Regions from separate parts of the Homo sapiens genome. Here all the other regions are linked to region 1. A link is a contact called in ENCODE Hi-C or POLR2A ChIA-PET data. All regions are on one chromosome and are shown on one strand. The core of a region is the stretch at or near the end of the contact, and the rest is flanking DNA. Distances in the headings are between cores, read along the strand shown. Region 1 holds the start of CSNK1G3 (casein kinase 1 gamma 3). Region 2 holds the start of PHAX (phosphorylated adaptor for RNA export). Region 3 holds the start of DMXL1-DT (DMXL1 divergent transcript). Region 4 holds the start of DTWD2 (DTW motif tRNA-uridine aminocarboxypropyltransferase 2).

Region 1 (2,700 bases), core at 34-2,533:
GAGCAAAGCTCTTATCACTACCCTTCTAAGGCTGGTGATGCTAGTCACTTCTTAACTTCCAGTTTGGGGAAGAAGTGAGAAGAGAGGTTTAAAAAAAAGGCACTGTTGTATTACAAACCAAAATCAAAAACAGATTTCTATACTAACTACCCTTCCAAAGGTAACACATTAGCTATACCGTTAATCTAGCAAAGCAGGGAGGAAAATGAAGGAGTGCATTTGTTTCATTAGTCTTTTCGTTTTGAGAGGTAGACAGGAGAGATAGAGATACACAAGACTCAAGTTTCTTGATACAGTAAGTATATTAAGAATATAAACGGGTTTGATAAAATGAACATTTAAAAAACATGGCACCAGGCTGATTCTTCTTCCTGCACACCTTAATGCCTAACTTTTGAAAGGACTTGAGACATAAGAATCACAATTTTAAAAAATTATAGTTTCCATGCCTTCATGGTGGATCAATTTCCATAGAAGTCTACCAAAATGACTTATCTCCATCCCAGGGAAGCAACTGCAAGAGGGAAAATGAAAGGAATGCAGTCTTTCTATGTAGGCAGAGTGGACTTAAGTGTGAGTCAGAAACACCGATTTCAGTTTGTGCGCTGCAACTTGATAACTTGGGTGATGTTTGGCTTCTCAGAACTTTGGGAGGTGAATTTGAAAAACAGGTAATGCCACACTATATAGTTCAGAGGATTACCTCAGCTTACAAACAGCAAATGAGACGCAAATGTGAGCCATAATTCACATTTCTAAGCAGTTGGAGCCCTGATATGGCACTGGGGTTACAAACAAGCGGGGAAAAATGTCAACCCAGTGATGTCATACTCCTAGGCCGGGCCCTAAGATTTTTTTGGAACCTGGCGGGCTGAGCACAACAGGGAAAGCCTCAGCACCCTGACTTGGCACAATGGTACCCTTAAGGCTCTTTGCTCACTCAGTTCTTAGTAGCTCTCCTAAAGCATGGTGGTGTTCTCTTCCAGTTCTCTGCGTAGACTTTGCTATGCTTCTCCGCCCACTGCTTCATCCAGAGAAACACTCGTATCCACAGCCTCTCCCCACTTTCCCTCACGCACGGCTCTAGAAAGACGGGGATAGGGCGCGGCTTAGGCTTTATACACCTTGCCAGCCAATGACCGCGCCGTCTCCTTTCCGGTCGGCGATCCGACCAATCCAAGAAGGTTGGTGCAATCTTCGGCTCTACTCGGCTGTTTTCGCTGATGCGGGCAGCTTGGGGGCCGCCGCCGCTAAACAGACGCTTTCCTTTTTAATTTTTTTTCCATGTGTTCACTTCCGGGTCCGGCGTCGATCCGGATGCCCGAGGCAGAAGGATGTTTGACCTCCGGATAAGCGAGGCGCTGCTGTGCATTCATTCCGGGCTGCATCGGTGGCGACAGCAGAGGCTCGGGCGGCGACTCTCCGGCCAGCGGCGGCGGTAGGAGGCACCAGCGGCAGTGCAGGGACCGAATCCGAGCAGCGCTGCGTTACCTCTCTCTCTCGCTCCTTCCCCCCTACCTCGCTCGCTCGCTCGCTCGCTCCCTGCGTGGCTCGCTTTCCTCCTCCGGCCGCCGGCGGGTGTGATGTGCCGCCGCCGCTGCCCCCGCCGGCGCTGACGGACTGGGGGCGCCGCCCGCGCCCGGGACCGACCCCTCTGCTCGCGGCCGCGCCTTTGAGGTAAAGCCCCCTGCGCGTAGGTGCTCCGCTGCCAGCCCCGGCCCGGCGGCTGCCTCGGCGCGGCCGCGGCGCCCTCCCTCCCGGGTGGGGCTGGGGTCCCGGGCGGGTGGGGTGGGGTGCGGCGGGGGCGGCGCCGCAGGCGCGGGTGTCGGGGGAGGGGTGGGCGAGGACCATGGCGGGTGGCCCGGAGGCGTGGGCAGGAGGGGGCCGCGGTCGGAGGCTGAGGGCGCGGAGGGCTAGGGGGCAGCGGGGGCCGCGGGTGGCGGGTCGGGCTGGGTGCAAAAGTTGCCGGAGTGGTGCGGCGCGACTGGGGCGGCGAGGGAGGTGGGCCAACTGGGCCGGCGGGGGCTTCCTTAGGAGAGATTGGGAGGTGGGGAGTGTCGCCCACGGTGCTCCTTGACTGTGTCCAGACAATTACCTTTGGAGTAGGGGCTTCAGGCAGGAAGGAGGCATGGATAGGCTGGGAGGAGGCGACGGGGGCCAGCGTTCAGCTCAGGGATAAACTTCCCGTTGGAGTGTTTAAGGGGTTGGGTGGGGGGACACAGGGATTTACCTGTTTCTTAGAGCTTTGACTCAGCTCAAAACTTAACCAAGACATTAGTCAAAGGTTAGCAAAATCACTCTGATGGTTACTCTCATGGTGCCGGTTTGTTTGTTTATCCCACATGCAGGGGAAGTGACACTGAGAAGCATCGGGTCTCTTGGTCCACAGCCTCCACATTTCTTTTCAGCAGGATGAGGAGGGAGATGTGTGTCTACTCGTGGGGTGGGGGTAGTGAGGCCTGTGTCATGGTCATTCCCCTTCTCCCACCTCATGTTTTAGGGAGGAAAAGTTCAGATGGGGGAGAGAGTGAGTGTGCCTGTGTGTGTGGGAGACAGCTACTGTTGATACACTGTGTGAATTACTTTCAACTCTTTTGTAGTAAGCACCCAGGCTGGTCAGTGGCTCCTTTTAAATCTTCTATTAAAATATTTACTTTAAATTAGAGAATTAAAAATGTACTTATTTTTAATGAATTAAGA
Region 2 (2,700 bases), core at 85-2,584, 3.1 Mb after region 1:
GTTCCAAGATAACCCTTAAAGAATGGGGTGGGTTGAGGGAAGGGCCTCTCAGGCCGAGTGAACAGCAAATGCAGAGGCCTGGCCTGAGGAACAACAGGTTCAGCGCGCCAGCGGTTAGGCAGGGGGACACACTAGGACCAGTGACCAGATGCCCAGTCCACATGACCTTGTTTGCCATGTGGCAAAGTAAAACAGAGGTTCCTCTTCAAAAACTTTCCTCCCCGTCTAATTAGGAATAAATAGTAACTTCTCTTAAAAGCAAAATTTATTCAAAGATCTGTGCTAACATTCTTAAATATCTGCTAGCCATAATAAAAAAAAATGTACTTTATGTTCTTAGCTCCCACAATTTAGCCTAAATATTTGCCCTGGCATGCTTTTACTAGTCCAAGCAAGCATTAGGTCATAGCCTGTTCCTCTTCCTTATTTAAAAGTGTTTTCATCTTTCTCAGCATTCCACAAGTTACTTCCTCCTTCCTTTGTTCTCCTCTACCTTTGCCTCTTTTAAAAAGTTCTAAGTTGCTAGCCAATCGGGACAAATACAAAATGTGAGGTCCGGTCCAGCCAATAAAAACCAGCCACAGCAGTAAGGTAAACACGTCAGGTTATAAATGACCCTGTCTCCTTTTGTTCAGTGTACTCTCCTGGCAAAACTGCTGGCGAGTGTACCCTTTCTGCAGAAAGTAAAAATGGCCTTATTCAGTAAGTTAAATTTATGTTGCTATTTCTTTACGACACCGGAAAACAAACATTTCAAACACCATGCTGAGAACTCAGTCCTTGTTTTGGGGAGGGATGCACTTGGAAGATTCGAGCTAAGGTACAATCCTCCCTAGGTATCCGCGGGTCATTGTTTTCAGGACCCCCACAGATACCAACATCCGCCATGCTCAAGCCCCTTACATTATGTGGGGGTGCACGGTGGGTCCTTCCCATCCGCAGGTTCGGCATCCGTGGATGGGGAGTGGATACAGAGGGCGGACTATACAGCTTGAAAGGCTTCCCTGGAAGCAATATGTAGAGTGGATTGTGGAGGAGCAAGAACAGAAGCGGGGAGGCTTGTCCAGAGCATACAGGGGAAGGATGTACGGCCAAGGGAGGAATCCCAGACGACCGCGATACGTGACATATTTATGTTTGCACGAAAATAAAGTTTGGAAGAAAAGTGTTGGGGGAACAAGGGATTCATTTTCCCGGGGTAGTTGGAATGCAATGGGACGCCTCAGGCCGCTGGGACAGGCTGGCCTCCGCGCGGGGGCGCCCGAGCAGCCGAGCCGCCGGGCCTTCCGGCTGCCCCGCCGGAAGTGCTCTCCTGACCCGCCGCTGTGCAGCGCAGCGCACCGCGGGAAGATGGCGTTGGAGGTCGGCGATATGGAAGATGGGCAGCTTTCCGACTCGGATTCCGACATGACGGTCGCACCCAGCGACAGGCCGCTGCAATTGCCAGTGAGTGTGAAAGGAGGGTGGGTGATCGTGGCTGGGCGCGCGGAGCCTGGGCCCCGGGGAGCGCGCAGGCAGCGGTGAGGGTGAGGGGTGGGAGCTAGGAGCCCGGGCCAGAGCGAGGAGCCCAGGCTGTCGGGTCAGTGGCCGCAGAAGGGGCGAGCAGACGTCCCCCAGGCGGGCTCACGGAGCCCGGGCTGCGGGGGCCGAGGGGCGAGGGGCGACGGCGGCAGCGGCAGCGGCTGGCCGTGCGAACCCCGAACTGGCTGCTCCCTGCGAGGCGGGGCGCGCGAGCCCTGGCGCCTCCTGGAGGCCGGCTTGCGGCGGCCTCTTAGACGTCTCACCTCCGCCTACCGCTCTTTCTTTTCTAAACTTGGGGCTTCCCCACTCCATCGCCGCTAGGTAACCATAAAGGGGCAGATTTTGCCAAATATGTAGCATCTAGGGACATCAGCCTGAAACAGCCTGTGATGCTCATTTTCTCCCTGAGCCGAAGGGAGACTGAGGCCCAGGAATGAAGTTTATCGCTCACTCAAAGATCTGGTTTTCCATGTTTCCACCGAACCTAGCTTTGTCATGCGGTACCATGGCACTAGGCTTTTGCATTAGCCTCTCTGATTTTGTTTGTTGTTTTGAGGTGGTCTCACGCTGTTGCCCAGGCTGGAGTGCAGTGGCGCGATCTCGGCTCACTGCAACCTCCGCCTCCCGGGTTCAAGCGATTCTCCTGCCTCAGCCTCCCGAGTAGCTGGGATTACATGCGCCCGCTGCCACGCCCGGTTAATTTTTGTATTTTTGGTAGACGCGGGGTTTCACCATGTTGCCCAGGCTGGTCTCGAACTCCTGACCTCAAGTGATCGGCCTGCCTCGGCCTCCAAAAGTGCTGAGATTACAGGTGTGAACCACGGCGCCCGGCCACATCCAGCTAATTTTGTATTTTTAGTTGAGACGAGATTTCTCCATGTTGGTCAGGCTGGTCTCGAACTCCCAACCTCAGGTGATCCGCCCGCCTCGGCCTCCCAAAGTGTTGGGATTACAGGCGTGAGCCACCTCGCCCGGCCTAATTTTTGTATTTTTAGTAGAGACGGGGGTTCTCCATGTTGGCCAGGCTGGTCTTGAACTTCCGACCTCAAGTGATCCACCCGCCTCGGCCTCCCAAAGTGCTGGGACTACAGGCGCGAGCCACCGCGCCCGGCCCAGCTTCCCTGCTTTCTAAACGGGAATTTGTCTTGACTGCCTTGGTAGGTAGCAACCTCTTTGAGA
Region 3 (2,700 bases), core at 49-2,548, 4.4 Mb before region 1:
CTCTCTTGTTGCCCAAGCTGGAGTGCAATGACACGATCTTGGCTCACTGCAACCTCCGTCTCCCAGGTTCAAGCGATTCTCTCGCCTCAGCTTCCCAGTAGCTGGGATTACAGGCGCGTGCCACCATGCCAGGCTAATTTTTTAATTTTTAGTAGAAACTGGGTTTCACAATGTTAGCCAGGCTGGTCTCGAACTCCCAACCTCAGGTGATCCCCCCGCCCCCACCTCGACTTACCAAAGTGCTGGGATTACAGGCGTGAGCCATCGTGCCTGGCCTATTGGAGAGTTTTGAGGGTTGTTTGTTTTGAGACGGGATCTCACTCTGTCACCCAGGCTGGAGTGCAACGGGGGTCTTGGCTCACTACAACCTCTGCCTCCCGGGTTCAAGTGATTCTCCTGCCTCAACCTCCCGAGTAGCTGGGATTACAGGTGGGAGCCACCACGCCCGGCTAATTTTTGTATTTTTAGTAGAGAAGGGGGTTTCACTATGTTGGCCAGGCTGGTCTCGAACTCCTGACCTCGTGATTCACCCTCCTCGGCCTCCCAAAGTTCTGGAATAATAGGCGTGAGTCACCGTGCCTGGCCTATTTGGAGAGTTTCTATACACATTCATGCAACATTTACAGAACACCCTGAATGGGTGGGACTGGTGCGGTGCTAGACATTAAGGACAGACTTGTGTCCTGTTCCTCTGTATTCCAAAGAGGCTTACGGTATACAGGGGGAGACATATAAACAGATGTTTGTCAATTATAATACAAAACTTGTGTCAAAATACAATGAGAGTTGAATCTCAGTTTGTAGCTGTGACTCTGATCATTCTGGAATTCCTAGGTTCTTTTCCAAAACAAACGCTCAATGCAGGGCTGGTGTGTTGTTATTACCAGCACTATTTCAAATCACGTGTTAAGATAACTTAGGCTAAGAAAATACCACTTTCCTACTTGTCAAGTGTTCGAGCCTTTCAAAAACCATCCCGTTTAGGGACTTGGAAACACGCGCAAGGCTGGAGAAACCATTAAGCTGCTAACGTAGACGTTTCAAGGGTCACATTTACTCAAGAGACACTCAGGTCGCCCGGGGGAGCGGTGCATATTGGGACTTGTAGTCCTACCAGAACCGAGGAAACTGCAACTCCCTTTAGGATGCACTTCTCCCCTTTAAATTTTCTGGCCCAACAGTTAGATGACGCCCTAACCTAAAGCACAACTTACCACATCTCACTCATTCTGGGTTCATCAGGCTTCTGCCAGGCTTATCAGGTTCAAGCTCAAACGCACGGCGTTCTCCTGTAGAAGCCTCAAAGAGATTGGCTTATTCTCGGTGGTGGGCGGAGCCCTAGGTGGACCGGGGGTCGGGATTGGCCAGTTTCTGACTAGAAGAGGCGTTTTTATGTTCACTTGCTGATACGCACGCTGTGGTAAAAAAGTGAATTCTTTACCACAGTAGCAGCTGCCCCGAGCGAAGTCTCGCGATATTTCGGCCGCAGGGATCCAGAGGCGCGTAGTGAGTGGCGGAGGACTGTGGGGGTGGCGGGCACCGGAGCCGGGAAGGGACAGGTCAGGCGGGGAGTGCGAGCGCGTACTGCTTGCGCCACTCGGGCTGGGTCAGGAGCGGCTGCCCGAGGTCCAGAGGAAGTGTGTGGACAGCGCGGCCTTCCTGGCCGGTGAGTCGGCCCCGGGTCGTGGCCGGTGAGGGGACCCTGAGCTTCACCTGGGCTAGCGCGGGGAGTGACAGGTGCGCGAAGGAGCGCGGCGCTCCGCCCTCTCGCCGACCCGCCCCCTCCGGGCCTCGCCCTCCGGGGCTCGGGATGAGTCGCGGGCCCCAGCTGAGCGGCTCCGGCTCCAGGCGCCTGTCGCTGCTTCTGCCGTCGCCACCGAAGAGCGGCCGCCGCCCCTGAGGGAAGGAGGGAGGGAAGCAGCCGCTGACCCGTGGCATGAGCTGGATGCGGTGTCCGTTGCAGGACTAGGGCGCCGACATGAACCTGCACCAGGTGCTGACCGGGGCTGTGAACCCTGGCGACCACTGCTTCTCCGTGGGCAGCATTGGCGACCAGCGCTTCACGGTGAGTGAGGGAGGCCCTCGCGTCGCCCGTGGCCCGGCCTTTGCCCGTCATTCTGGGCCGAGCTTGGCCCAGAACGACGGGCAGAGGCGCGAGGTCTTGTCTCCCCAGGGGGGTCCTTACCACCCAGAACCCAGCAGACCTGGCCCTTGAGAACTAAGGAAGCAAAACCATGTCGGTCAGTGAGGTACTGTATGGAGCCTGAACTCAAGTTAGAATATTTTGTAGGATTTTTAAAGTTTTTGGTCTGTCTGCCTTGGGCCAGGGTGCTTTGCCAAAGTCGTTTGTTCAAAAATCTTTGTTGAGTAACGAGTTGGGGGCTTTTTTATACCATTCTATAGGTTCAAATTGTCAAATTTAGGAATAGTGGAGATTGGTTTCATTTTGTATTCTAAGTTAAGGTCAAGTATCTTTGTAGTTAAAAAGTGGGTGTCTCAAAACAATTACCAATTGTTTGCCATCAACAACTAGCCTTGAGAACAGTGTTTTTCATTTATTTTCTTTTCTAATTCCCTGAGAAATAACTTCGGAAAGAAAAAAAAGCCTTTTCATTTTTAAAAATATTTCTTGGATATTTTACAATAACCTGGTAATCCCAGGTTAAGGTTGCTTAACTTGCTTTTCATTGGTCACATATT
Region 4 (2,793 bases), core at 99-2,598, 4.5 Mb before region 1:
AAATTAATTGTATTCACAAACCCCTATGTTCAAATTCACAGTCCCTTCTAATCACAAATTTTCCATCCTCCTCAGAGGTTTACTGAGCGTCAACTATACATAGTACATTTAGAAAATATAAAAACATTCTACATTCAAGATCCTTTCCTCTGAAGTCTTACAATCCAGCCCTAGGAAAAGGTCAAAATGTCCAAAGTGTGATACTCCAAGTATTCAAGCAGTAAAGATCTTCAACCATATTCAGTCCTTCTGTTCCCCTTCTTGGAATGCTTTTCCCCTGGCTGGATTCTTCTCATCTTTCAAATCTCAGAGATAGTTCATGACACCATTGAGCTATTTTCTACAGTAGCAACCCATTCCTTTCCTTCACTGCTTTTTTCCCAGTTTGTAATTACATATTTGATTGCTTGTTTGCTGGTTTATTATCCGTATCCAGTAAGAGAATACTCTACAAAAACATGAACTCCACTGCATTGTCAGTGATTACCAAAGCACTCAATAAACACCTGATAAATTAATGCACAGGTCTGGTGTTCCGAAGAAAGGTCTGAGCTAGACACACTGGGATATAGATGATAATTTACCATGAAAACTGATTTTATAAATTACCAGTGGGACGTATGTAGGGTTTGAAGAGAACCTAGAATGAACACCTGAAAAGGCCCTATATTTAGAGTTCTGGTAGGATAGGTAAAGGAGACTGTCTCTCTCCTCCAATCCACTTTATGCTTTTTAACTGTGATATAACTATGCCACTTAAATATGACTGTGTAACTATTTTACAAGTATTACTGTCATCACCCCTTACTTCCCCTATTGGACGCTTAAGTTTCTTGGAAACAGAACTGATGTCTGCTCATCCCATGATACGCTCAGCATATTGCAGGAAGTAAGGTTAGATAATCATGAACCTGGAAAAAGGGCTTCTTACTAGGTAGCTGTGCCTGGCATTTCCGAGATTTCCAACGTGCACCCGCCAACTCCGCCGCCCTAATCGCAGAGCTGCCCGAGCCGCCGACTCCCCGGCAGGGGGCGCCGCACCCTCCTCCGAAGGCCGCTGCCGGCTGCAGTCCCCGCCCCCAGCCCCGCGGTCACCTGCAGCGGGTGCACTCAGGCCTCCGCTCGGCCGGCTCCACCGGCAGCTCCCACAGCCCGTCCGCACTGTCGTCGTCCGCCTCTGCGCCCAGGGCAGCCGCCGCCGGCACTGCGCCGCCCTCCCGCCGCTCCTTGTCGTTCGGCGTCTGAGAGCTTGAGGCCCCAGAAGGCCGCGCAACGGGCTCCTGGAGTGTTCGTGCCTCTTTCTGCGACTCCATGGCGGACACTCCGGTCAGGCCGTGGCATTGAAGCCCGGCTGCCGCCGGGGGGCGCCACGCGCTGTAGAAACCGGCCCGCGCCGCGTAGCGCAATGCCCGCACGCCACGTACGGGGGGCGGGTCTCCGAAGCCCAGGCTGGAGGTCCCACCCTGCCGCTGGGAAGGAACGAGCCCATTGGTCCGTGCCCAGTGGGACCGTTCACCTAGAACTGGGTAGGCAAGTGTGGGCAGTGTTGGAGTGCTGGTGAGGTTAAGTAGCGTCATTGGGAGAGGTAAGGGAAACCTCCCCGAGAGGACCCCAGTACCAAGCCCGAATTTAACTCCTTTAAAAGTTAAAATAAAATGGAATTCTGCATTTTCCGCCTTGGGATGGCAGTTTAAGAATTTGCAGGATTTCCACGCGTGCATGCATCGCAGGTGCGGCAGCTGATGCACTTATTATTTAAAGGCCAACAAAGGAGAGGTTATATCCACTGGGAACTACTCACAGCTGGTCCGTTTCCTTATGTGAATTTCCTGCTCTTCTATGTCTTGTGCTAATAAGACATCAAGCATGCTATTTTACACTGGACACCAGATATTTGTTAAATTAGATTTTTAGATCGTCCCCGATCAGGAAGCAATAGGAGAGCTGGCCCGGGGTACCAATAGGTTTTATGTATGAGGAAACAAGCCCTAGAAAGGTAACGTTGCCCAGGTATTTAACAACTACTGGATACGGCGGTATATAGCACAGCAGCTGTTTTTTAAAAGCCAAAATGAAATCTATGTTAGAATGAAGGCAGAAATACTATTTACCCAAAATGGGTATCGAATTCCTTTTGTTTATTAATGCTTTGTGTTACTTCCAGCAATACACAACATTAAAACAGAATTAAGCTTGGTTTTGATCAATCATGTGAATTAAGCTTAGGAATCACAGTTGTCTTAACTCTATAGTTGTAATAGATTAAATGTGAGGCAAAGTAGACAACACAGTAATAGAGCAAATACTGTATTTCTTAAAATGTTTATTTCACATTAGATTTTTCAGTCATCTTAAAATCAAGTTTGTGAATAAAATACCGTGCTGTTTTCAACTATCCTACGTTCTTTCCCCCCGGAAACAGCACCTCTCTTTTCCTTTGGAGCGTCCTATGTGAGGGATAGAAAAAGGCTGAAACACCCACCTGGTGATGGACGTAGAGTGGGAGAAAGAACTAGCAATTATGCCATTTGGAATCGGAGGATAAACAAAATCCAGAAACTGTAGGAAAGGAGATGAATCAGAAAATTCATCTTGTCTGTAGATTTAGGTTGGGGAACCAATTCTTTAACTGCCAAAATTAAATTCTCATGTGACTTATCTTTAAACGAAAGGAAGCTGCTCATCTTTAATTTCAAGAGGTGAAATGTGCTCAAGTCCTCTAAGGTCCCTTGAGACTCCCAATTGTGTGGTGTGAGAAGACAGATGATAAGGAAAAAAAAAAAAACTTTTTAT

The links. A loop is a pair of places that touch in the nucleus more often than their neighbours do. ChIA-PET counts read pairs that join two places held with the same protein, here RNA polymerase II (POLR2A). Pooled maps may share reads with other maps.
Region 2: a loop to region 1 is called in a map of CD8-positive, alpha-beta T cell, with 10 times the contacts of the local background. The contact joins the promoter of PHAX here to the promoter of CSNK1G3 in region 1. A Hi-C loop is called at or near these places in 1 of 168 maps with a recorded cell type or tissue (CD8-positive, alpha-beta T cell), 1 of 37 single-sample maps with no recorded cell type and 14 of 50 pooled maps.
Region 3: a loop to region 1 is called in a map of CD8-positive, alpha-beta T cell, with 16 times the contacts of the local background. The contact joins the promoter of DMXL1-DT here to the promoter of CSNK1G3 in region 1. A Hi-C loop is called at or near these places in 2 of 168 maps with a recorded cell type or tissue (CD8-positive, alpha-beta T cell and naive thymus-derived CD4-positive, alpha-beta T cell), 1 of 37 single-sample maps with no recorded cell type and 12 of 50 pooled maps.
Region 4: a map of CD4-positive, alpha-beta memory T cell shows a loop between it and region 1 (9-fold over the local background). The contact joins the promoter of DTWD2 here to the promoter of CSNK1G3 in region 1. A Hi-C loop is called at or near these places in 1 of 168 maps with a recorded cell type or tissue (CD4-positive, alpha-beta memory T cell) and 6 of 50 pooled maps. POLR2A ChIA-PET finds 5 or more read pairs at or near these places in 1 of 52 experiments (T-cell).

What each region holds. Positions count from the first base shown.
Region 1 is chr5:123,510,894-123,513,593 of GRCh38, forward strand. CSNK1G3 (casein kinase 1 gamma 3) reads left to right here and starts at 1,284. Exons shown (of 14, transcript NM_001364140.2): 1 at 1,284-1,677. RefSeq lists enhancers at 996-1,055, 1,216-1,425, 2,456-2,605 and silencers at 1,606-1,695, 1,866-1,935.
Region 2 is chr5:126,599,613-126,602,312 of GRCh38, forward strand. PHAX (phosphorylated adaptor for RNA export) reads left to right here and starts at 1,335. Exons shown (of 5, transcript NM_032177.4): 1 at 1,335-1,446. The coding sequence starts at 1,351. RefSeq lists enhancers at 417-1,266, 1,267-2,114, 2,115-2,700 and silencers at 1,173-1,382, 1,503-1,752.
Region 3 is chr5:119,069,592-119,072,291 of GRCh38, forward strand. It overlaps DMXL1-DT (DMXL1 divergent transcript), which reads right to left and starts at 1,299. Exons shown (of 3, transcript NR_134250.1): 1 at 1,215-1,299. DMXL1 (Dmx like 1) reads left to right here and starts at 1,496. Exons shown (of 44, transcript NM_001290321.3): 1 at 1,496-2,065. The coding sequence starts at 1,979. RefSeq lists silencers at 1,263-1,342, 1,653-1,932.
Region 4 is chr5:118,987,199-118,989,991 of GRCh38, forward strand. It overlaps DTWD2 (DTW motif tRNA-uridine aminocarboxypropyltransferase 2), which reads right to left and starts at 1,349. Exons shown (of 6, transcript NM_173666.4): 1 at 1,096-1,349. The coding sequence starts at 1,313. RefSeq lists a silencer at 933-1,262.